Regions from separate parts of the Homo sapiens genome. Here all the other regions are linked to region 2. A link is a loop called in an ENCODE intact Hi-C map of the cell type or tissue named here. Cell type or tissue: K562. All regions are shown on one strand. Region 1 holds the start of LOC105374284 (a long non-coding RNA gene). Region 2 has its middle 67 kb from the start of LINC02038. Region 3 overlaps LOC105374283 (a long non-coding RNA gene).

What was found. A loop is a pair of places that touch in the nucleus more often than their neighbours do. Peaks named below come from ENCODE experiments on the same cell type or tissue, not always from the same donor. Only the 100,000 strongest peaks of a DNase experiment are listed, where the experiment ranks them.
Region 1: it touches region 2 in a loop (6-fold over the local background); 3 of 110 quality-filtered maps call a loop at or near these places.
Region 3: a loop joins it to region 2, with 4 times the contacts of the local background. A loop is called at or near these places in 5 of 110 quality-filtered maps.

Annotation. Positions count from the first base shown.
Region 1 is chr3:193,833,437-193,841,436 of GRCh38, reverse strand. LINC02038 (long intergenic non-protein coding RNA 2038) reads left to right here. Exons shown (of 3, transcript NR_146718.1): 3 at 1-609. LOC105374284 (a long non-coding RNA gene) reads left to right here and starts at 3,966. Exons shown (of 4, transcript XR_924841.3): 1 at 3,966-4,085; 2 at 7,685-7,798. RefSeq lists an enhancer at 6,448-6,507. In K562, a CTCF peak has its summit at 4,731; DNase peaks (open chromatin) are centred at 4,326 and 4,709; H3K4me3 peaks cover 518 bases.
Region 2 is chr3:193,906,695-193,914,694 of GRCh38, reverse strand. No RefSeq gene overlaps it. Among named protein-coding and RNA genes, the nearest start is that of LINC02038, 67 kb to the right of the region's middle. In K562, no CTCF peak of the experiment used is centred here; DNase peaks (open chromatin) are centred at 3,284, 3,664 and 4,170; H3K4me3 peaks cover 798 bases.
Region 3 is chr3:193,790,639-193,798,638 of GRCh38, reverse strand. It overlaps LOC105374283 (a long non-coding RNA gene), which reads right to left. Exons shown (of 4, transcript XR_924839.2): 2 at 7,490-7,607; 3 at 7,034-7,146; 4 at 6,555-6,813. Among named protein-coding and RNA genes, the nearest start is that of LINC02038, 49 kb to the left of the region's middle. RefSeq lists enhancers at 2,530-3,031, 6,333-6,990. In K562, a CTCF peak has its summit at 4,104 (motif pointing left); a DNase peak (open chromatin) is centred at 4,198.

The DNA.
Region 1 (8,000 bases), 73 kb after region 2:
TCCCAAAGATACTCCAAATACCAACCCCTAGCACCTGTGGATGTGACTTTATTTGGAAATTGGGTCTTGGCAGATGTCATTAAGTTAAAGATCTTGAGATGAGATCATCCTGAATTTAGAGTGGGCCTTAAATCCTGATAAAGAGACAGAAAAAGAGAAGACACAGAGACATACACAGGAGAGAGCCATGTGAAGCCAGAGGCAGAGATTGGAAAGATTTATCTATAAGAAAAGCCAAGAACTGCCAGAAGCTAGGAGAGAGGCATGGGATAAATTTTCCCATTCCTCACACCATTCACAAAAATTAACTTAAAATGGATCAAAGACTCAAATGTAAAGCTAAAATTATGAAAACCCCTAAAAGAAAAGATGGGATAAATCTTAATGACCTAGCATTAGGCAATGGTTTCTTAGATATGACTCCAAAAGCATGAGCAACAAAAGAAAAAATAGTTAAGTTGGATTTCATTGATACTAAAAATATTTGTATTTCTAAGAACACCACCAAGAAAGTATAAAAGACAGCCAAAAGAATGGGAGAAAAATTTTGCAAACCATATATCTGATAAGGGGTTTGTATCTAGAATATATAAATAACTCTTAAAACTCAATACTAAAAAGACAATGAACACAATCTGAAAACGGTCAAAAGACTAGGTGCAGTGGCTCACACCTGTAATCCCAGCCCTTTGGGAGGCTGAGGCGGGAGAACTGCTTAAGCCCAGGAGTCCTCATCAATTTCTTTTTGGGCAGGAATGTTGTTGCATGCCTATAGTTCCAGTTACCCTGAAGGCTAAGGTAGGAGGATGGCTTGAGCCTAGGTGTTTGAGGTTACAGTGAGCTATGATTGTACCATTGCTCTCCAGCCTGAGCAACAGAGAGACACTTGTTCTCTCTTTTTTTTTTAAATAAAGGCAAAAGATCTGAAAGCTATTTCTCCATAAGACTATATACAATGATCAATAAACACATAAAAAGATGAGTCATTAGCTATCAGGGAAATGCAAATAAAAACCACAATGAAATTATATAACACTAGATGGCTGTCATAAAAAAGACAAATAATAAAAATTGTTGGTGAGGGTGTGGAGAAATCAGAATTCTCATACGCTGCTGGTGGAAATGTAAAATAGTGGAGAGACTCTGGAAAACAGTCTGGCAATTCCTCAAAAGGTTAAACATAGAGTTACCACATAAGCCCATTCTATTCCATTTCTAGGTATATAACCAAGAGAAATGAAAACATACACCCATGCAAAAATTTGTGCCAAAAGTTCATAGTAACATTATTCATAATAGCCAAAAAGCGCAAACAACCCAAATGTCCCAAATGTCTATCAAGTGATGAATGGATTAAAAATTGTGTTATACCCAAACACCAGACTATTACTCAGCCATACGAAGGAGGTGCGCACTCACGTTACAACACAAATAAACCTTGAAAATATTATACTAAGTGAAAGAAGCTGGTTACCAAAAAAACCCCCACATATTATATGATTCGATTTATATGAAATGTCCAGAATAGGCAAATCCATACAAGCACAAAGTAGATTCTTGGTTTCCCAGGGCTGGAGATGGAGGAGATGAGGGAAGTTAAGGGGTGACAGCTGAAAGGGTGACAGCTAAAAGGGATGGAGGTTTCTCTGAGAGGCTGGGGAAGATGTTTGAAATTGTACTGTGGCAATGGTTGGTGGCACAGCTCTGTGAATATAGTAAAAGCCACTGAGTGGTACAATTGAAACCAGTGAATTGTGTGGTATGTGAATTATATTTCAATAAAAAAAGTACATATCTAATTGATATAAAAAGACTGGACTGGAAACACATTTGCCAAAATGTGTGGTGGGTTATAGGTGGTATTTATTTTCCACTTCATGTTTTTCTCTAGTAACCAAATTTTCTCCACTTCACATGGTTTATAGATTCTTCTCATAATCATAAAAATTACTAATATAAAAATTAATAAGTAAAAGACTAGATGGTTCCCTTCCCTTCTCTTCCCTTTCCTTTCCTCTAGTGGAAGATTAATTACTTAAATGGCACGTCAATTGTACTGAAGTGTAATTAAAAATGCAGATACATCTTAAAAGCAGAGATATCTTCATCAAGGAAACATTCTTTCTTTTTTAAAATTTTATTTTATTTTAAGTTCTGGGACACATGTGCAGAACGTGCAGGTTTGTTACACAGGTAAACGTGTGCCATGGTGGTTTGCCGCACCTACCAACCCATCACCTAGGCATGAAGCCCCGCATGCAGTAACTATTTATCCTGATGTTTTCCCTCCCTACTCCCCACAGGCCCTGGTGTGTGTTGTTCCCTTCCCTCTGTCCATGTGTTCTCATTGTTCAGCTCCCACTTATGAGTGAGAACATGCAGTGTTTGGTTTTCTGTTCCTGTGTTAGTTTGCTGCGAATGATCGCTTCCAGCTTCATGTCCCTGCAAAGGACATGGCCTCATTCCTTTTTATGGCTACATAGTATTTCATGGTATATGTACCACATTTTCTTTATCCAGTCTATCATTGTTGGGCATTTGGGTTGATTCCATGTCTTTGCTATTACAAATAGTATGGCAATAAACATATGTGCGCATGTATCTTTATAATAGAATGATTTATATTACTTTGGGTATATACCCAGTAATGGAATTGCTGGGTCAAATGATATTTCTGGTTCTAGATCCTTGAGGAATCATCACACTGTCTTCCACAATGGTTGAACTGATTTACATTCCCACCAACAGTGTAAAAGCGTTCCTATTTCTCCACAGCCTTGCCAGCATCTGTTGTTTCTTGACTTTTTAACAGTTGCCATACTGACTGGCGTGAGATGGTACCTCATTGTGGTTTTGATTTGCATTTCTCTAATGATCACTGATGTTGAGCTTTTTTTCATATGCTTGTTGGCTACATAAATGTTTTATTTTGAGAAGTCTCTGTTCATGTCCTTGGCCCACCTTTTGATGGGGTTGTTTTTTCTTGTAAATTTGTTTAAGTTCCTTGTAGATTCTGGATATTACACCTTTGTCAGATGGGTAGATTGCAAAAATTTTCTTTCATTCTGTAGGTTTCCTGTTCACTCTTGATGATAGTTTCTTTTGCTGTACAGAAGCGCTTTAGTTTAATTAGATGCCATTTGTCAATTTTTGCTTTTTTTGCAATTGCTTTTGGCAATTTCATCATAAAATCTTTGCCCATGCCTATGTCCTGAATGGTACTGCCTGGATTTTCTTCTAGGGTTTTTATGGTTTTGGGTTTTACATTTAAGTCTTTAATCCATCTTGAGTTAATTTTTGTATAAGGTATAAGGAAGGGGTCCAGTTTCAGTTTACTGAATATGGCTGGCCAGTTTTCCCAGCACCATTTATGAAATAGAGAATCCTTTCCCCATTGTTTGTCTTTGTCAGGTTTGCCAAAGATGAGATGGTTGTAGATGTGTGGTCTTATATCTGAGATCTCTACTCTGTTCTATTGGTCTATGTGTCAAAACAGACCTTTTCTACACAGCATCCTTGACAAAAAGGTCCAGCCTCCACTGCCACCGCCCCACCCCGCCCCCACAGTGACAGGAGCAAGCTCACTTCATCCCTCAGCACCATGTTCCTGAGGACTAGCTCTGAAGCTTCTGTCTTGTGTTGAGTTGAAATAGTTCTCCCTAAAGCTCTCCTTGTGGGTCCAGTATTGCCTTCTGAAGCCACACAGAAGCATCCTGTTTCCCTTCCATACAATAGCCCTTTAGGTATCTGTAGATAAGCGGGCAACTCCTGGAGACTTCCCTGCTTCAGAAGAAATACTTGCAGCGCCTTCTATCATTCCTTGCATGATATATGTGTCAGCAAGACCTGAGTTGCAAGCAGTAGAAACCCATGCTAGCTGACTCAGGTAGAAAAGACATTTCGTTAGAAGGAAATGGGAGTGGTCACAGGATTGGCAGAACAGTTGGAAATCCAGCTGGAGAAATAGACAGGAACAAGCCAGAAGCACACTGAAACCTATCCAAAAGCATCCCAGGAGGGCACACTGAGTGCCGCATGGAGCCTGCACCACCATGGGGAGGAAGCAGCCACCGCCTTCCTGAATCGTAAGTCTCAATCAACCATGCAACGGTGGGAGCAGCAGCTATTTCTCAAGAACTTATTGGGGAAAATAGGTAATAGAATTTATCTGGATACCAATTTGCCTGTTAGGTCAGCTTGACTTTCTCTAAAGCCTCAGGCATAGAGTTATCACGGACTGAGTGTTTGTACGTCTCTCAAACTCATGCGGAAGCCCAAACCTCCGGTGTGCCTGTCTTTGGAGACAGGGCTTGTGAGGAGGTGGTGATAAAGGTTAAATGAGGTTGGAAGGCTAGGGCCCTAATCTGATAGGGCTGGGGCCCTTATAAGGTGAAGAAGAGATAGCAGAGCTCTCTTTCTTCCCAGTCGGGATACAGTAAGAAGGCTGCCGGCTACAAGCCGGGAAGGAAGGCTTCACTCATTACCAAATTGACCAGCACCTTGATCTTGGATATCTCAGGCTTCAGAACTGTGAGCAATAAATTTCTGTTTTTTAAGCCACCTGCTCTGTGGTGTTTTGTTAGGTCAACCCAAGCTAACTAATATAAATGGGTTGGCTATCATTATGTGTTTCCAACCATCCAAAATTTCCACAAAGCACAGTAGCCCTTTGAGAGACATGAGACCTAGTCATGACCCAGGGTTTTCTCATTCAAGCACTGGAGTTGTACTCACAGTGGTGCTGTTGATGTAGTTTATTCTAGGGAGCATCACATGAAGCAGAGAAAGGATCATTCAAGGAACCACGGGATTTTTGTAGGATTTTAGGAACCCTCTAGGTGCTACCCCCAGTCCTGAAAGGAGCACCAGGCAGACTATGCACAGGTTGCTTGGGAAGATTTTTTTTTTTTTTTTTTTTTAGACACGGGTTTCACTCTTGTTTCCCGGGCTGGAGTGCAATGGCACGATCTCAGCTCACTGCAACCTCCGCCTCCCGGGTTCAAGCGATTCTCCTGTCTCAGCCTCCCGAGTAGCTGGGACTACAGGCATGTGCCAACATACCTGACTAATTTTTTGTTTGTTTTTTTGTTTTTGTATTTTTAGAAGAGACGGGGTTTCTCTGTGTTGGTTAGGCTGGTCTTGAACTCCTGACCTCAGGCGATCCGCCCTCTTCGGCCTCCCAAAGTGCTTGGGTTACAGGCATAAGCCACTGCGCCCAGCTGGGAAGCTTGTTAAAAATATAGATTGAAAGCTCTACCCTCTGAGAGTCTACTTTTGTCAGCCTGGGAGAGGACCCAGTGTATTTTGAACAGGTGCTCCAGGAGACAGGATTAGGCAGAATCCAGATTGGGAATCCTACTCTGGACAAGCCTCTCATCCGCAGATGGGAAAACAGGCTAAAGTTGAAGACCCTGGGTCCAAGGTCACCGACTGCCAGGTCAGACTAGACCAGCACTTGGGTCTCCTCATCTCTGGGGTATTGGTCTCTGTCTTCACCGCACTGACAAGTCCTCTGTATGGGAAAGAGTCTTTATTGGAGACTCCAGACGGTGCCTGGAGAGGGACACAGAACTCTGCCATGAGAGAGGTGGTGGGGGCAGTGGAGTTCTGACTGGGAGAAACTGTACAGTCTCCCAGTAACAGTTAACTTAGAGCTGGGCCTTACAAGAGGGTGGGCAGGATTCCTTAGAATAAGTAGGTTATTGGGAATTTAATAAGCAGATGGGGGTGGAAGAGGATTCCAGGTGGAGACAACAGCTTGAGCAGAATCCTGGCTGGTGGTGGGACTTTGTAGGCAGAGTGAGAAAAGATGGCAGCCCCATGTGGCTGCCGCAGGCCTCGTCCGGGACACTGAAGCACGGCAGGTGCACTTGGAGTTGAGGCTTGAATGGCAGGTTGGGGCTGAAATTCTGTTGTAAACCCTAAAGCCTCAACAACACCCCTGGGCACATAGAGATGCTCGATGAATACCTCATAAAGCCATTTGATAGCTCGCTCCAATTTTAAGAAGCAAAGAATGAGTTGAGATGTTTGTAAATCATCAGAGAGAGATGGCTCCTTATGACTCATGGCACCCAATTTGGAGTAAGGAGAATCTGCCTCAGAGGAAAAAAACTGTGTACCCCAAAATCCTACCAAGAAAGAGGTTCCCTCTGCTCACATTTCCACTGAGCTCTTCCAGCACCCTGGCATCTATATTTTTTGGCTCCTGGTGCCTTTTTTTTTCTTTTTTTTGAGACGGAGTCTTGCTCTGTCACCCAGGCTGGAGTGCAGTGGCATGATCTTAGCTCACTGCAACCTCCATCTCCTGGGTCCAAAAGTGATTCCCCTGCCTCAGCCTCCCGAGCTGTTGGACCACAGGCATGCACCACCATGCCTGGCTAATTTTTTTGTATTTTAGTAGAGATGGGGTTTCACCATGTTGGCCAGGCTGGTCTCGAACTCCTGACCTCGTGATCCGGCTGCCTTAGCCTCCCAAAGTGCTGGGATTATAGGTGTGAGACACCTCACCGGCCTTGCTCCTGGTGCTTTTAATGCACGCGAAGGAGAGGTCAAAAAAACACAAGGTGGAAGTGGGACTTTCCTGGGTGATTCAGAGCAGTGGTTGCAGGTTTGACTGTGCTGGGAGTCAGGTGAATAGAGCATGCTCTACCCCCTCTTATCAGCAATCAGCCATCATGATACAGGCTTTTCCTGAGGGCACAGGCAGATGCCAAGTAGGCACAGAGTCAGATAAGTGCAGTCCCAGTTCATGCCAGAGGCTGTCCCAGGCCCCACCCGCGACCTCACACCACCTCTTGCACACTGCTCTTGGGTCCCAGGAAGGAGTGTGGCCTCTTTTTAAGGTGACCGTCTCAGGCAGCTTGCACTCTTGTGCATGTAATATGAGGTGGTTGCTGTGTTAGGGTCCTGGAGGATATCAGGAAGGGAAGAGGTGCTGAGAGATGCTTAAAAACCTTTCACTCTGAAAGGTGGGATGGGCTGCTGCACAGACACATACTGAGTGGGGTGGGATTGCCTGGGGGTGCAGGAGATGCAAGGGACCGTTCTAAGGAAGCTCCCAGGTTCCAAAGGAGCAGCAGTGCTTTCCTGGCTGGGTTGCTGAGAAGGCATTAGGGCAGGGTAGCTTTTGAGTTGGAACTTGAAGATGGAGATTTGGAAGTGACCGATGGGAAGAAGCAAGGGAATGGCCTGAAGAAAGGGAGAGAGAATGAACATTCCAGGCCTAACCACCAGTCCTCGGCCCCAGTTCTTCTGCCTCCTGCAGGGACATGAGGCAGAGCCTCTCTGAGCATCCGCACTGTTCAGATCACAGTTCTAGGCGCTGACCTGTTTATAAACTGAGTAGTGGCTAGACCCTGCCTTGTAGGAGCTCAAACACTTAGGTACACCAGGATAGCTCTGATTGAAACCAGACTGGTATTTTTCTCTGAAGGGCCCTGTTCCTCACCTGGTCAGTCTTGCCTCTCATGATCCCACACCCATGAGTCCTCCCCTCATGCAATCGACTCCCCTAGCCCTGTAGAAAGCTGTGCTTTCCTTGCCTCATGGCGCTAGCTTCTGCTGTTGCCTGCATCTAGAGTGCCCTTCCTGCCATGTGTGACGGTCCACATCTGCCCATGAGGCCTGAGTCCAGTCCCGCCTTCACTATGACATGACCATGCCGATCTTCATCCCTCCCCAGCCCACCAGGCAGAAACATCTCTCCCGTCTTTGAACTTCACCACGCCGTGCATCTTCCTCTGGGTGTGCAATCGTCACCTGCGTACATGATTGATTCTGCCCCCAACACTAGACTGTGAGTACCCTTTGCGGGCAGAGCTATGTGTCCTTATCACCAGAGTCTTGCACAGCACTTAATAGATGCTCAGGAAACATCTTTGTCAGCATAGTATAGCTGGATGTAGAAATCTCTGAAAACATAGAGGCCAGAGTTCATCAGAAAGCGTTAGAAGGACTTCACAAGGTTCACTGGAAAGAAGTAAAGCTTAGAGATCTGT
Region 2 (8,000 bases):
CAAGACCCTGTGTAATCCTTTGTAATTGAACTCATCAAGGTTTCATTCTACAGCTGAGCCCTTGCCTGAAGTTTATTGAGGTTATTCTACCGAGAAAAAAATAAACTATCGTGAGGTCAAAGAGCCTTCTTCTTCCTTGATTTAACTCACTGGCTAAATTTGCTGAATTCCTCTCACACAGGTAGGAGAAGTGGGCAGTTTTTTGCTTCAAGGGCAGGGGTGAATTCACATGAAGATAATGAAGTTTAAGCTTCCAAGTGTTCTCAATGCCATTTGTCTTCATAAAATTTGCAAAAATCAGATATTTTAATCACAATTAGTTAAGAATGCGATTTTTACTCTGATTTTCCTTCCATCATACCCAAGGGCTGTCAAGTGGGGTGAAAGTGGCCCCAGGGCAACTGTGCACTCTAGCTAAGGGAACCTTGAGTAGGGGGTGCTTTAGTTTGGACTTCATGAAATATGAAGCATGCAATACTTCATAAGTCCAAACTAAAGCATGCCCTACTCAAGCTTCCCTTAGGTAGAGCCGTCTTTTGCTGTCCATCTGCGTACAATCACATTATTTCTAGCCTTGCTGATGTAGAAATGACTTCCAGGAACATGCCCACACTGTGCCGACTCACCTGCTGTCATGGCACAGAGATACAGACCAGACAGAGAGCCCGTCAAGAATTAAACTAAACACTGGAGGTCTGTGGGTAATGGAGAAGAAGAAAGGTTTGCAAGGACTTAGAAACCAACCCGTACAAAAAAGTGTCTAAGTATCACGTGTACACAGTTGTAAAGGCATGAATTCATTTCATTGATGTCTGGTCGAAGGAAAGTTCTCCCCTCTCAGGATTATACTTCATAAAGCATGGTTTATAATGTACATGTACTATGTTTTTTCTTCTTTTTAAATGCAAATTGTGTAAAATAGAAATCATGAGAATTCCTGTGTTTCTAGAAACAGACGTATAGGAGTGCTATAAAAAACAAGCATATCTAGTGAGAAATCAAGAATTGTATGGACCCCAACTTTCAATAATAATGTAACAAACTCCAGTCAACCCTGCTAGTAGAATGAGTGAATTATCTTTCTATTATCTCTATTGAAAATAATATAGCAAAATCATTGTCATATTAAGCAGCAATCAAAAAGTAGTAAAAAATGTAGATTAAAAAAGTATTACAGGTGTACATGAAACATGAATTACTAAAAATACTGTTTTTAAAAAAATTTTAATATGTTTATGGTATTTCCCAGTTTTCTGAATAAATATCCATATTAATATCTATTTTTTATCTATAACCTTTTATATTCTTTTTCTCACAAAAGGTCCATAAAATTTCATGTGTTTTAGCCCTCACATATTTTGCATCTGCTGTGGGGTAGGGGTGGGAATGTCAGGTGTCAAAGCTCAGTCCTTCCTTAAAGATTATTTGATTCAGAGAAGACCTTGGAGGCCAAGTACATCTCTGCTTCTTGCCTCCCTCCACCCCCTTCCCATTATGTTTAAGAAAATGCAGGCTTTGAAGTGAAGCTGTGCTTATGATTACACAGCCTGTGCTTGGTGGAAATTGGACAAATCCATGCATTAAGAATGGATTCTAGGATCTGCTGGTCAGAGAGACCAGCAGCAAAAGGACTGAAGCAGAAGCTGAAAGATCCAGGTGTCAGTCTTGACTGCCACTGGCTGATGTGTGACCTTGAAGAACAAACTTCCTCCACTGGGCCTTGACTCCCCATTTGTGCATGCAAGAAGGAGCCACCTTCCTATATTGGAAGTTATGGGAAGCCTCTGTGACAAAGGGAAGTCTGAGCAGAGGCTCAAAGGAAACCAGAGAGAGTCACTTGTATGCCCAGGCCTTTCTGTGAAGAGGAGAGTGTGTGTGGCATCTTGGTGGACTGGCAGGGAGGCCAGCATGCTCAGCTGGGTGGGCGAGGAGGGCAGAAGTAGGCCAAGTAGACGAGGCCAGAGAGCCAGTGCAGGCTATGGCAAGGGATTTTGCTCATAGGGAGAGGGGAGCCATTGGACCTGATGAACCTGGAGTGAGATGACCTGAAAGATATTTAAAAATGATCACTGGTGCTGCTGTGTGGAGTGAGGGTGGAGGCTTGATAAAAGGTGGCTGCAGGCCTGGTGCGTGGCTCATGCCTGTAATCCCAGCACTTTGGGAGGCGGAGGCAGGCAGATCGCTTGAGCCCAAGAGTTTGAGACCAGCCTGGGCAACAAAGTGAGACCCCATCTCTACAAAAAATACAAAAATTAGCCGGACGTAAGTGGTGTGTGCCTGTAGTTCCAGCCACTTGAGAGGCTGAGGCAGGAGGATTGCTTCAGCCTGGGAGGTTGAGGCTGTAGTGAGCCACTACACTCCAGCCTGGACGACAGAGCGAGACCCTATCTCTAAAAAATATTAAAAAGCCAGTGGAGAAAGTGCCTACGATCACCTCCAGCACAAGGCATAACGTGGCAAGTGCCTAAAAAGAAGCAGAGGGAAGTGGTGCTGGCCGGAAAGAATGAGCCGGACATTATCAAGCAGAGATGGCAGGCAGAAGGCGTGACAGTTTTGCAGAGGAAATGGCATAAACAAAGATATGTGTGAGAAAAATGAAGGCCTTGCTCACGGAAACAGTGCTGTGAAGTGACTGAGAGTGAGGATTCTGTGCCCTTAGAAGAGTTATTCAAACTTCCCATCCCTTAGTCTTCACTGTAAGTGGGGGCCGTTATCCTCATCTGCCTGGGAGAGGTCTGTCAATGAGAGTTGCCTGTGTTGTACTCTAGAGGTGCAGGGCGAATGGTAGCTTTCACTATTATGAATTTACGAAATTTTTATGAAATGCCAAAAAGTTCCGTGAGGCATAGAAATGTGATCAGCAGGAAGTCAGGCTGATAGCAAAGAGTCTTGAATGCCAGGCTGAAGAGACAAAAGAAGGAGGGAGAGTTCCAGGCTTGCTTTATTCTAAAAGTCACCAGAGGAGCTTCTGAAAATGAAGTCCCTCATCTTCCTACTCTGACATGGGGCCCAGGGAGCTGGATTTTAGCAAGAGTCCCTGGTGATTCTTATGCGGATGCGGCTTAAGAAAATAAATGTTTTTAACCTGAAGGTTGAAGGGGGCATTGTCTTCAACTGCTGAGCTGGTGGACCCATCTGCAAACCAACGATATGCCGACTACTCCCAGTTCTCCTTGTGCAAAGCCAGCAACTGCTAAATAGTTGGAGCTGATAGTTGGAAGGAGGAAGCATGTGGTCCGGGATTGAAGGAGAGCTCTGGGGACCTTTCGAGGAGCCACCCTTCCCCTGTGGCTGTGCAAGGTGGTGACCCAAGCTCATGTTCTCGTCCCAGCTCCAACGCTGCCAAGTCACTGTGTGTCACTTGGATGATTCTTGCCTCTTTTCTGAGCTGCAACTTCCTCCTCTGTTTGAAAAAACAGAAAGTTGAGAGGTCTGAATTGGGCAAACTCTAAAGTCCCTTCCAGTTCCAACTTTATCTGTTTATCAAACAGCCTAATCTTTGCAAAAGCACTTGCAATGGCTACAGCCTGGAGACAGTCTTTGCAAACTTTGCAGTCAGACTCAAGGCTCTGGGGGTTATGCAAAGGGCACTGAATACTCCTGCCATCAAGATAACAGAAGGAACCCTTCTCTGGGGAGGGTTGTTCACATGCACCTCAGTACACGCAGCTCTGAGAGCTGGGACTTGTCTGATTTAACCCTTATCACCCTGCAGCATTTGGTGGGGCCAAGGTGGAAGCAGTTAGTCAGTTACCTCTGACTTTCTGGCACTTCCTTTGCCTGAAACAAGCCAATTGGGTTTTAGTGCTCTCTGATCAGAAGCTTCATGAGTCTGTGGTGTGAAAAGTGAAGAAAATAAGTGTCTTTGATTTCAGATAAATCACTTATGCACTCCAGGACTCAGTTTCTTTGTCTGAAAAATTTTCACTCCCTGAAAGAGGATACTTTTGCTTCTTAATTGCCATCAAATTTGGATGGCACAACTTTTACTGAATTCTTTTTTTTATCCCACAAAATTGAGAAATGGTCAGACTTTTTAGGACCAGTTTAAAAATAATAGTTTCATCTCAAGCAAAAGGCTGGCTTTCTATTCACCTTATCTCTGTTAAAGGCATCTTTACATTTTGAGGCAGAAAGTGGTAACAGTGACCTCACTCAGGGCCTTTCTCCCTGGCGGCTTCCACATACCTCTGCACACACAGATCTGAGGGATCTGACTTAACCTTTATCTCACTCATTGAGTTTTCAACTGAGTAGATTTATGAAATATCCATCTAAAGAGTCACAATGATTTCTTGATATATTTTCTAAAGCAAAAGGTGGGGGAAAATGTCTGAGACTGTAATCCCTTGCTAATTGATTTTCTCATTTCCAGATTCAAGGGTCTGGAGATAATAATTTGCAAAGGGGAAAAATATAAACTCTCAGGAAAACACACTGCTCAGGGTATAGGGGAGGAGGGTGCTGTGTGAGGAGTGGCTTGTGGCAACATGACTGGGGAATGAAGAAGAGTTAGGGCATAGCGATTTTATGAAAAAGGCCGAAGGAGTGAAGGTGGATGGGACTCCAGGACTCTGATAGCTTCTGGCTAGTTGGTCTTCTCCTGCCTTCTAGGGCAGTACCATTTTCCTTACACCGTTATTTTGCCCCCGGACGCCTCCTTGTATATCCGCCCTCCCATCCTCTGAGGAAGGCACTGGTCTCCCTGAATAGCAAGGTTTGCTTTCCTTCACCATGGCTGCCTGCCCCCTGAGCATCGAGCCTCTGGTCTGGCCTGGGGGCCACCAGGGCACCCCACTCTCCCACCTTGAAGCAGGGCACAGACAGCAGAGGAGTCTTCCATAGGAGTCAGGTCCTGAGGGCAACTTCCCTGTTCTCCCTCCACAGCACGCTGGGTCCTCACCAGGGCCACCCTCTATATGCCAGGCAGAAGGACTCCTGGAATCCCCACTTCAGCTGCTGAGGCCCACAGAGGAGTGGGTGAGAGGCTGACTGTCAGAGGTTGCTGAGAACCCAAGGTGCCTGAGAAGGGGTAGCTTGAAGTAATCCCATCCAAGAGTGTCAACGTGCAGTTTCTATTTGACTGCGCAAAGTTCTGGTGACAAATATTTATTGAGGCCTCCTAAAAGCCCTGTGCTCAAGTGTGCTTCAGGGCATAAAGAGAGGAAAGAAATGTGGTTCAGTCCCTGGGGCACTAGAGGGCTGCTGGGGGAGACACACAGACTCCCCAGGCACCCTGATAACCAGGCTTCCTTCTCTGCTGGGACACTGAAGACTTGCTTGGTAGAGGCCCAGGAACCCCTGCAAAGACAGCAGGGTGGGCAAGGAGGGAGAGGCCCACCTGAACAGATTGTACCACAAGTAGCCTCTCTTACCCTGCCTCCTGCCCCAGCTCCTGCAGGGTACAGAAATCTCAGGCAGTGCCTGTCTGCTGGGCCCGTCCTTCTCCTCCACATGGACCTCCCTGCAGCAGCCAGTGGGTGCCTGCCCTGCCCTCTTGCTTGCCTCATTCCCCTTTAATCAAAGCCGACTTTATATTGGCAGGTTAACTGGTGCTCCCACAAGTCAGCGTAGGCCCTGCCAGGGGCAAGTTACAGCCATGGACCCAGGGTTTCAGGATACCCTCATGGCATCATCTGGTAATTGTGATGGCCCCCTAACTGGTCTGGCCCTCTAGGTTCACCATTCTCCATTCCATCAGCAATAGAAAAGGGTCGAGAACCCTTTGGGAAAGGATGATCTCTCATGGTGAGATGAGTGACTGCAGTTAGCTGATGTGCTTCTATGTGGTTGAGGGGTTGGACTTGTTCTCTATGACCCCAGTGAGTGGGCTGAAAGACCCCAGGGCTGAAAGAAGCACAAGAGGGGCTGAAAGAAGCACAAGAGAGGCTGAATCTGCTTTTATAGTAGGAAGGCATTCTGGTAGAGTGCTCTAAAAATGGAATGAGCTGCCTTGTATCTCAGTAAGTAGTGAGTGTATCTGATAGGCTCAGTAGACCACACCCACTGGAGAGACTAGAAGAGTTTTAAATGCCCTTCCTGACTTACTCACCTATTACTATGTAATAAACTACCCCAAACTTAGTGGCTTAAATAACAATGATTTATTATTTCTCATAATTCCATTGGTTGGCTGAGCTCAGCTTGGTGGTTCTTCTGCTGGTCTTGCCTTGGGTCTCTCATGTGGCTGCAGTCATTTGACAGCTTGACTTGGATTGAAGGATCTAAGAGGGCTCAACTACATACCTGGTGCCTTAGAGCTGAGCTGGCTGTCAGCTGAACTTCCCTCTCTATGTGATCCTATATCTTTAGGTCATCTAGCCCAGGTTTCCTCATATGGTGGCGGGAATATTGTAAGAGAGCAGGGGAAGACCTTTAGACCTTCCTAAATCCTAGGCTGTGGAATACACACACTACTGCTTCTGACACATTCTGTTGGTCAAAACAAAGTCAGTTTAGATTCTAAGGATAAGACAATAGACTCCACCATTTGATGGGAAGAGCTGAAAAGTATTTGTGATCATATTTAACCTGCCACACTTACCAAATTGCCTTTGATTCTGAGTCTTCTTCTGGATGATCCCTTGTTAGCCCTCTGGTAAGGGCCATGTGGTAAATGTCTATACCTGTGAAGAAGGGCTCTATGTGGACACTAGTTGCTTGCCAAATATCTACCATACACACACACTTTTTTTGAAGAGGAGGCACTTATTCTGTCTCTACATAGTCATATGCTTTAGGAGAAACTGGCCTCATCCCAACTACAGTAGTAGGGTCAGGGAATATAATGGATCACTGACTGGCCCGGGAATCCAGGCTTATGCTAATTTGATCATGGCACTATTCTGCATACAGAGATTGGTTGGGAAAGGACGTGCAATCCAATGCCAGCCAATGAGACATGAGGGGATGTTTTTTAAAACCTTTCGAGAAAGAAGTTTCTTCATTTGTAAGAAAGAACCACTGGAAAGTATAGTTTCTCTTCTTCTGTTGTGCACAGAAGTGAGGGCTGGAACTGCTGCCATCTTGTTTCCAAACTAAGGACAAAGCCATCAAAAAGAGGAAAGCAAAGCCAAGAGAACCATGGAGACATGGAGCAGGAATCCTGGTCACTTTATGTCTATGCCCTGGCCTTACCTCTGGACTTGTTTCAGTTACATGAGCTAATAGTTCCCCTTTATTGGTTAAACCAGTTTGGGTTTTCTGCTATGCGCAGCTGCAAGTATTATATCTGACACAGGGCTTGAAATTGTTAGATGACAAATCTAACAACAGGTTACAAAGCAGGCATTAACTTTTAAAGAAAATAATCACTAACATATTTTTGTTTTGCTTTCCTAGTAAGTGAAGGAATGAAAGACTCATCTCATAGTAGAAAGAGAAATACCCTTAGACATTGTCTGTTCAACTGAGTCACTTGGCAGATAAGGAAACCAAGACCCTTGAGCAGAAATGTGACTGAGATGTCGCAAACCCCAGGCACATGTACTCATTACTGTGCTATACCATCTCCACCTGCACTTCATAGCAGTGCAGTTATTCACATGCCTGAAGCACAGAGACCACCTGGATAGTCATACTTTAAATATGAACTTGGAACAACTACCTTGGAAACCTGTTCATCAGTTTCTTTACAAATTTGACATGTGACTACCTTATGTCCCAGCAATTCCACCCCTAGGTATTTACCCTACAGGGATGAAATCATATGTCCACACAATGACGTATACAGGAAGGTTTATAGCAAGATTGTTCATGATAGCTAACTGCTGGATACATCTCAGATGTCCAACAATAGGTGAATGAATAAACAACAAATTGTGATATACAATGAAATGCTACTCAGGAAGAAAAAAAAGAGGAATGAACTACTACTGATACATGCAACAACATGCATGAATCTTAACAACATGCTGAATTAAGGAGGCCAGACTCCTAAGAGGACACACTGTATGATTCCACTTCTATAGAGTTCTGCAATAGCAAATGTAACCTGTGGT
Region 3 (8,000 bases), 120 kb after region 2:
GACAGGTATTCCTTGAAAAAAACTTTGGCAGCTACAAAAGAATATTTAAAAAATAAAGATAATGGTTGTCAACATACGTGTGTGTGTGTGTGTGTGTGTGTGTGTGTGTGTGTGTGTACCATATTGATTAAAACAAGCAAACAGAAAAATAATATGGCCAAAACATGCACAAAATACATCAGCACAGTGTGAGGAAAGAGTTGATTGGGTTCCAAGTTCTGTGGATTTACAACAATGGGTCCCTGGTCTCCACAGCATCCCAGTGGTAATCACACAGACAAGAAACCAGATGTTGGGTTTATTGTGCGAAACTTTGTGGTGACATGGGTGGGTTTGTGTTTGGACACCCCCTCCAGGTTCTACCTCCTCAGTGTTTTGATTATTTGGCAAGAATAGAAAGCATTCCTGGGAATTGTACAGTGCCTATTGGAGTCCTTATTAGGAGAGGGATCGCTCAGGCACAAATGGATCACTCAGGCCCCGGATGTTTCCGGGGAAAGGAAGTAGTGAAGTCTCTTCAGTGCTGTTTGACTCTCCCTGTGTCTAGGATTGCCAGATGTTTCAGGACACAGGTGCATGAGATGGTCCCGTTTCCCAGGGCCTTGTCCTGTTTCATGCTGTGTTGGGACATCTCATGAAATCAGGAGGTGAGTTTCTCCCTGATTATAACTTCCTATATATCCCTCGTAAAAGTGAGTTTTCTGTCTGTAGATGACCTACATAAAATCCCTACCCCGAACCTCCTGTGCCCTACAGACAGCTCCTACAAGTCAGGGAGTCAATACTATTAGGAGACAGGCAAGTCAAGCTCTCAGAGTGCCAGATGGCTACATTTCCTCCTCTGCCCTCAACATTTCCTTCTTCCTCACCCTCAGCCTCCAACCTAGTGGTTCTCAAACTTGAGAGCATGCCTCAGAACCTACTGGAGGGGTTTTTTTTTTTTTTTTTTTGAGACAGATTCTCGATCTGTCGCCAGGCTGATCTCGGCTCACTGCAACCTCCACCTCCCAGGTTCATGTAATTCCCCTACCTCAGCCTCCCAAGTAGCTGGGACTACAGGTGCACACCACCATGCCCGGCTAATTTTTTTTTTTTCCCCTGGGACCCATCCTCATAGTTTCTAACTCGGTAGATCTGGGGTGGGGCTGTGGACTTCACATTTCCAGCAAGTTCCCAGGTGATGTTCATGCTGCTGGTCTGGGATCCTGCTTTAAGAACCACTGGTTTACTTCATCACTTAATGTGAAATCTCTCTTTTATCCATCTCCTCTCCATTCTTGCTGCTACTGGTATAGTGCAGGCCCTCACAGATTTCTCAACTTTTAGGACTTGGAGAGACTTTAAACATAAGAATTTTTCACAGAAGTAAAATAGGCTCAAAATCATACATCCAGACAGTGGGAGCTAGGATTCAACTTCAGGTCCTTCAGACCCCTGGTGGGCAGCAGAGTGGCTCACCCCTGCATGCTGGGTAGGAGGCCCTGATGCTTGGAGAAGGACAGGCCACTGAGCAAGTCAGCAGAGCATCAGGGACTAGGACCCAGCTTTCTTCTTGTTGCTGTTTTGAGACCAAGTCTCAATCTGTCACCCAGACTGGAGTTCAGTGGCATGATCTCAGCTCACTGCAACCTCCACCTCCCAAGTTCAAGCGATTCTTGTCCCTCAGCCTCCTGAGTAGCTGGGACTACAGGCATGCACCACCATACCTGGCTAATTTATTTTTTTCTTTGAGACGAAGTCTCACGTTGTCACCCAGGCTAGAGTGCAGTAGCATGATCTTGACTCACTACAACTTCCGCCTCCTGGGTTTAAGTGATTCTCCTGCCTCAGCCTCCTGTGTAGCTTGGATTACAGGTGCCCACCACCATGCCTGGCTAATTTTTGTATTTTTAGTAGAGACAGCATTTCACCATGTTGGCCAGGCTGGTCTCGAACTCCTGATCTCAGGTGATCCACCCACCTTGGCCCCCAAAGTGCTGGGACCCAGCTTTCTTAATTACTATTGCTTCTCTTCTTCCCATATTCATCCAGCTACTTTAATGAACACCTACTAGGGGCCAAGCATGAGATCATCCTTCATTCTGTCAAAATATACTTGAGAGTCACTACTGTACCACACAGTCATTTGTCCTGTTCTCACGAGTTCACAGTCTAATAGGAGAACTGGACATTAATCAAATAACTGCACACAAAATTAAAGTTAAAGCATCTTTAGGGCTATAAAGAAGATGCACATGAAGCTCTAGTTGCACGTAAGTGGAAAATTTAATGTAGACAGAGGGGTGGAGGACATTTTTCCCAGGAGAATGACAAGCAGTTTGATACTTAAAGGATGAGTCAGCAACAGCCAGGTGAAGAGGGGAAGAACGGGATTTGCTGGCGGGAGTCGAATGTACAAAGGCCCTACGAGAGGAGGGACCCCGTGAGTATGGGGGGATGGAAGAAGAGCAGCGTGGCTGGAGTAAAGAGGGTCAGGGTCAGCCGGGCGGGGTGGCTCATGCCTGTAATCCCAGCATTTTGGGAGGCCGAGGTGGGTGGATCACTTGAGGTGAGGAGTTCAAGACCAGCCTGGCTAACATGGTGAAACCCCGTGTCTACTAAAAGTACAAAGTTAGTCAGGCCTGGTGGTGGGCACCTGTAATCCCAGCTACTCGGGAGGCTGAGGCAGGAGAATTGCTCGAACCTGGGAGGCGGAGGTTGCTGTGAGCCCAGATTGTGCCACTGCACTCCAGCCTGGGCGGAAGAGGGAGACTCCATCTCAAAAAAAAAAAAAAAAAAAAGAGGGGGTCAGGGTCCAGGTGGCAGGGAGACACCAGGTTGTGCAGGGCTTCACAGTCCACTTTAAGATGTTTTAACTTTAAGAACAATAGAAGCCACTGTGGGGAGACGTGGCATAAAAATCAGATTTGCTTTCGTGGAAGATCCAGGAGGCTGCCATGTGGAAGAGGCAGGAGTGGACACAGGTGGGCAGTGAGGGGGCTGTAGTGATGAGAGACGGTGACTCAGCCTCAAATGGCAGTGGGAGACACGAAGAAGCAGACAGAGTCAGGGACCATGAGGACACCATCATCTCCAGGGCTTCGTGAAGGGTTAGTTCCAAGCAGAGAGGGCAGTGCTGTGGCTGACATCTGGGCTTCTGGAGCATGTGTGTCATGGAAGGAGACCAATATTTTCTTATTCAAAGCATATTGTATCCACAGTTTTGCCGCGAGCATTTTCTACCTCATTAAATACTTGTTGAGATGTGATGGTTAGAACGTTAGTCGTTGCTGGGAAGAACTCACTTTCCAACTTCTCTACCAGATTCTGTGTAGTGAGGACTACTTACTACTTGGTGTGAGGACCGTGTGTTTGGCCATCTTCCCACACCCGGAGCCCCTCCTCCCGTGCCTTTCCCTGTGCCTTGCTTGCTGTCGGTGATTAATAAGTGTTTGTGGAATGACGGGATAAAGAAAAGGAATGCCTTTAGGAGTGATGTCTGGGTTCAAACAGCCACTTAGGCTTCCACATGACTTTAGATCTTCAAAAAGTAAGACTAAATGATTACTTACAGTCCACCTATTTCTAGTCAAAAGTTATGTGTGACTATTAAGTTTATCCAGTTGGAATCACAGTACGTCAACTTCATTGGAAGAAAGCAGGGAGAGGATAGAATCTTAAATCTGTGGAAACTGAAGAGACCAACTGCCTGAAGAAATCCAGACCAGATATTTCATTAAATTGTGATAGCCCCCAAAACAGAAACAGCAATTGCATGTTCCAAATGTAATCATTAGATGCTGCTGAATGAAGCATATATAGCCTTCCCTAATAGAAATACACGGCCCCTTAGCCATTGTGAAACTAAATTCATCTTATCTAATTTTCCCAGAATTCTTGTGCCCTAGTTTTGGCTATTTACCAATAACCTTGAGACAGACGTTTTAACTAAATACCTTTCTTCAACAGCTCACAACTGTGAGCCCCTCTGTTTGGAAAACCTAGATTTATCCATCTGCTCCTTTTACAGACAGGAGCTGTTTCTTACACATCCCATTCCCTTATTTACTGACCTCTGTAAGATAAATTTACTCATTCATTTCCTCAGCGACCCCTGACGGTCACGTCCCCCTATCTCACGGATGAGATGCCAGTCCAATATGTCATCTGTGTTTTGCTTCAGCCTGAATTCTGGGAAGTGTTGCCATTTCTCTTCCTGAACATTTGCTTTGAAGATAAAAAGAGGATGTTCATCTCCCCCAAGGACCTCCCCGGGCGTTCCTGCCTGTCAGTCTTGTCCTTGCCTTGGGAAATTACATCAGCCAAACATGAGCTGGACTAACAACCCATCAGGTGACTGCACTCAAATGAAGAGAAGCCCAAGGAAAAGTCCTCTGTAGCATCCTTCTTGCCTTTGATACCCAGGCAATGACTTTAGGAAGGTGACTTGTTTTCACTAACACCTCCAGATGAATGCAGTCAATTTTAAAACCAGGCTCACGATCACTGAGGCAGTAAAAAGCCCCATGGCCTGGTGACCTGGGCTCTGGGTCTGGCTTCGTCACTGACCAGCTCTGACCTTAGAAATGTCTTTACTTCCCTGGCCTCTGGGTCTTCAACTGGAAAATGGGAGAGTTGGGTTGAAGTGCTACTAACGTTTTCAATTATATGTTTACTCTTTCTTTATTATATCTCCAACTGCTCTATGCTCTATGTTTGAAAGAATTTTGACTTCTCAACACATTGAACTTGTTAAGCAGCAGCCTTTATTTTATTTCTCTTTTTTATTCATCAAAGCATACACCAGAGCCTCTGATCAACATGACTGGTTAATCTTCTAGCCAAATAAAACCTCATTGTAAGGACACATGGTTTCTTGTATGATGTTTGAAATTTTGAAAGTATGTCACAAATCCCTACTCCAATCCTCATGGACCCCTAAAAATTCTAAGGATCCCAAATGAGGAACAAATGGGCTAAAACACAGTTAGAGAAGCCTTCTGTGTCCAGTGTTGTGGCAAAGATGATAGAGCCCCAAAACCCCTGTATATAAAAGAAAAGAGAAAAGAAAAGAAAAATGTTACAACACTGGTTTAATTAGCCCAAGCTCAGGCTGTGAAAGCTCAGGCCTTTGTCTTTCTTCTCTGTTGGAGGAGACGGCTTTTTTCCGTCCTTCCCCTCCATTTAATCTTGCCAGTACCGGAATTCACTGAATAGCTCAGCTCTCTCCACCAACAAATACCCAAAATGATGAATAACAAACAACTCACCTATCTTTTCGATGGTTTCATTTACGAACTTCCCTAATACCTAAGGATTATTCTAGACTTCAAAGAATGCATTTTCTATCCGACTTTATATTTTTAATGTAGTGATAGAGTACTTACTATTTTCCAGGCAAACAGCAGACACGCAACACATGCTTGCTGAATGTATGAATGGACTCTGTTAAGCATTTCCACATATTCCATGTAATTTAACTCTCTCAGCAGCTCTGTAAGGTAGGGAGTATTCTTCCCATTTCCCCACTGAGGAAACTGAGTCTGAGGCAGGTGCTATTAATTGTTCAGAGTTATACAGCTAGTAAGTGGTGAGGCTGGCTTGAAGCCAGATCTTTTGTCCATACATCCCTGGGCAGGTGCCCTACAGGGCAACCCCTTTTGGATTCCTGGTGCTCTTCCCTTGGGTGTTTCTGAATGAGCTGACCCTCTCTCTCCTCCTCACCATCACCAGCCCTACCCAGTTCATAAGTCTAACCTCCAGCCGTCTTCTGTCTTGCTTCAGTATTCTTTTGGACATATCTTGCCACCCTGATGTTGTCATTCTGCAACATCTTATTTGAAACTATGGACAGCAATTCCCCCAAACTTTGTAGCAAGTTCTTTGCAATGTTTTGGTGGGATCACACAGCAGCCCTGTTAGGAGCGGTCTCTGCAGTCTCCTCATGCATCCCCTCACTGGGCAGACAAGCACAGCCCCAGGGCCGCTTGGAGGTTCTCTGTCTTTGGCAACTGCACATGCATGAATCTATTCCTTCATCACTACACCTGGGTCACTGTCAATTTTGGAACCACGTTACATTTTTTTTCCCTCTTTCAGAACCTAGAAGGGGCTGGGCGCAGTGGCTTAGGCCTGTAATCCCAGCACTTTGGGAGGCTGAGGTGGTGGATCACGAGGTCAGGAGTTCAAGACCAGCCTGGCTAACATGGCAAAACCCCATCTCTACTAAAAATACAAAAATTAGCCGGGCGTGGTGGCAGGCGCCTGTAATCCCAGCTACTCGGGAGGCTGAGGCAGGAGAATCACTTGACCCCGGGAGGCGGAGGTTACAGTGAGCCGAGATCATGCCATTGCACTCCAGTCTGGGCGACAAAAGCAAGACTCCGTCTCAAAACCAAACCAAACCAAACAAATACCTAGAACTGAGAAGGTCCCTTTTGAACAACTGGTCCAATGCCTCCATGGTTACCGCCCCCCACCACACCCCGCCACACACACACCTATGCCCATTTTACAAATAAAGAAACTGAGGTCCCTGAACTCCTGGATAAAACGTTACATCAGAGGACACAAAAAACAATGAATAACAAATGTTTTTTTCTTGGTGATTGATAGTGGAGGTATTTGAAAACATTCCTTTTTCTAGGATAGACGAGCAAAGAACTCATGGGCTGATGGCCCTCAGTATTCATCCTGTTATCGATGACAAGGCCTGTGTCGTCCCTGCCTCTATCAGCATGCTAGCTCAATTGCTCAGCATGTGGTGCCGATTGGAGTGCTCTTGCTCCACCACTTTGGGGCTGAGTGCCCTGAGACAGGGCCATGGTAAGACTTCTAGAAGAGAAACAGGAAGAGGAAACCTGTTAGTCAAGTATTTCAGCTTAGTATAAAGTACCTCCATGGCACGTCCGTGGCCTTGCATGCAAGCACACACAAACACACACACACACACCATCCTGCCCCTTTGATTCAAATAATTATATCCATAATACGTTGTTTAATGAAAAAAAAAACATCCCAAGGCTAGTGTTTGGGGACAGACCTCCCTGCTTACCTGGTTTGCTGAGAAAATTCCAAGATTTAGAGTCAGAAGAAACGGGAGTAGGATCCTGGCTTTGACGTTTACACAATGTTCAACCTGGGGCGAGTTCCCTTTGGAGTTGTTTCCTGATACATAAAATGGAAATGCCACAGCATTGTTCACAGTGGTGTTGTGGGCACTAGAACAATAAAGCCTGTGAAAGCCGTTTGCAAACTCTAAAGTGCTGCCCAAACAGGAGTACAATTAATACCAGATTTTTACTCCAGGGACCTTCTGGGAAATTCATGTGCTCTGGGGTAAGGGGATCTCTCTCTTTCAGGGCTATTCAACACATGTGGACAGATGTCTTGTCACAGTGCTAGCGGGCGAGGGTGAGGCAGAAATGGGGATGGTGCAGGCTCCGTCCATTCTATTAGTGAGTCCAGGACTACCCTGAGTATGGACTGCCTCTTGAAGTAGTGAGCTCACCATCACTGGAGATATTTAAGCATGGAACAGACAATCGCTTTGCAGAGAAGCAATGGAGGAAATCTAAGCATCAACTGGATGTCGGAATTGATGACCTTCGAGGTTTCTGCATACTTCTCTGGTTTTATGGAAAGGAAAAAGAGAGTTCCATTCAGCAGGGTGTGTGGTTTGAGTTCTGCCAGGGGGTCATCATTCAAACACAAGACAGTGCAGGTCTTTCTTGGGGTCTATGGATTCATGCTGGGGGAGTGGGAGAGATGGACACACAGCAGAGCTCTGAGTGACTACAGGACAGAGAGGTGCTCCGGGGCAAGGCAGTCACAGTGTGTGCATGCCCACCCAGTCCACGCTGCTGCTGCTCACCCTTCTCTAGGGTAGTGATGCCCACATGGCTTGTCCACTCAGGAAGCCATGGTGGTTTCTCCATGCCTGATGCCCAAACTTCTTCACTTGATATCCGTCACCATCCAAGGACTGCCTCCAGCCAACCAGCCTAATCAGCCAAACTGAC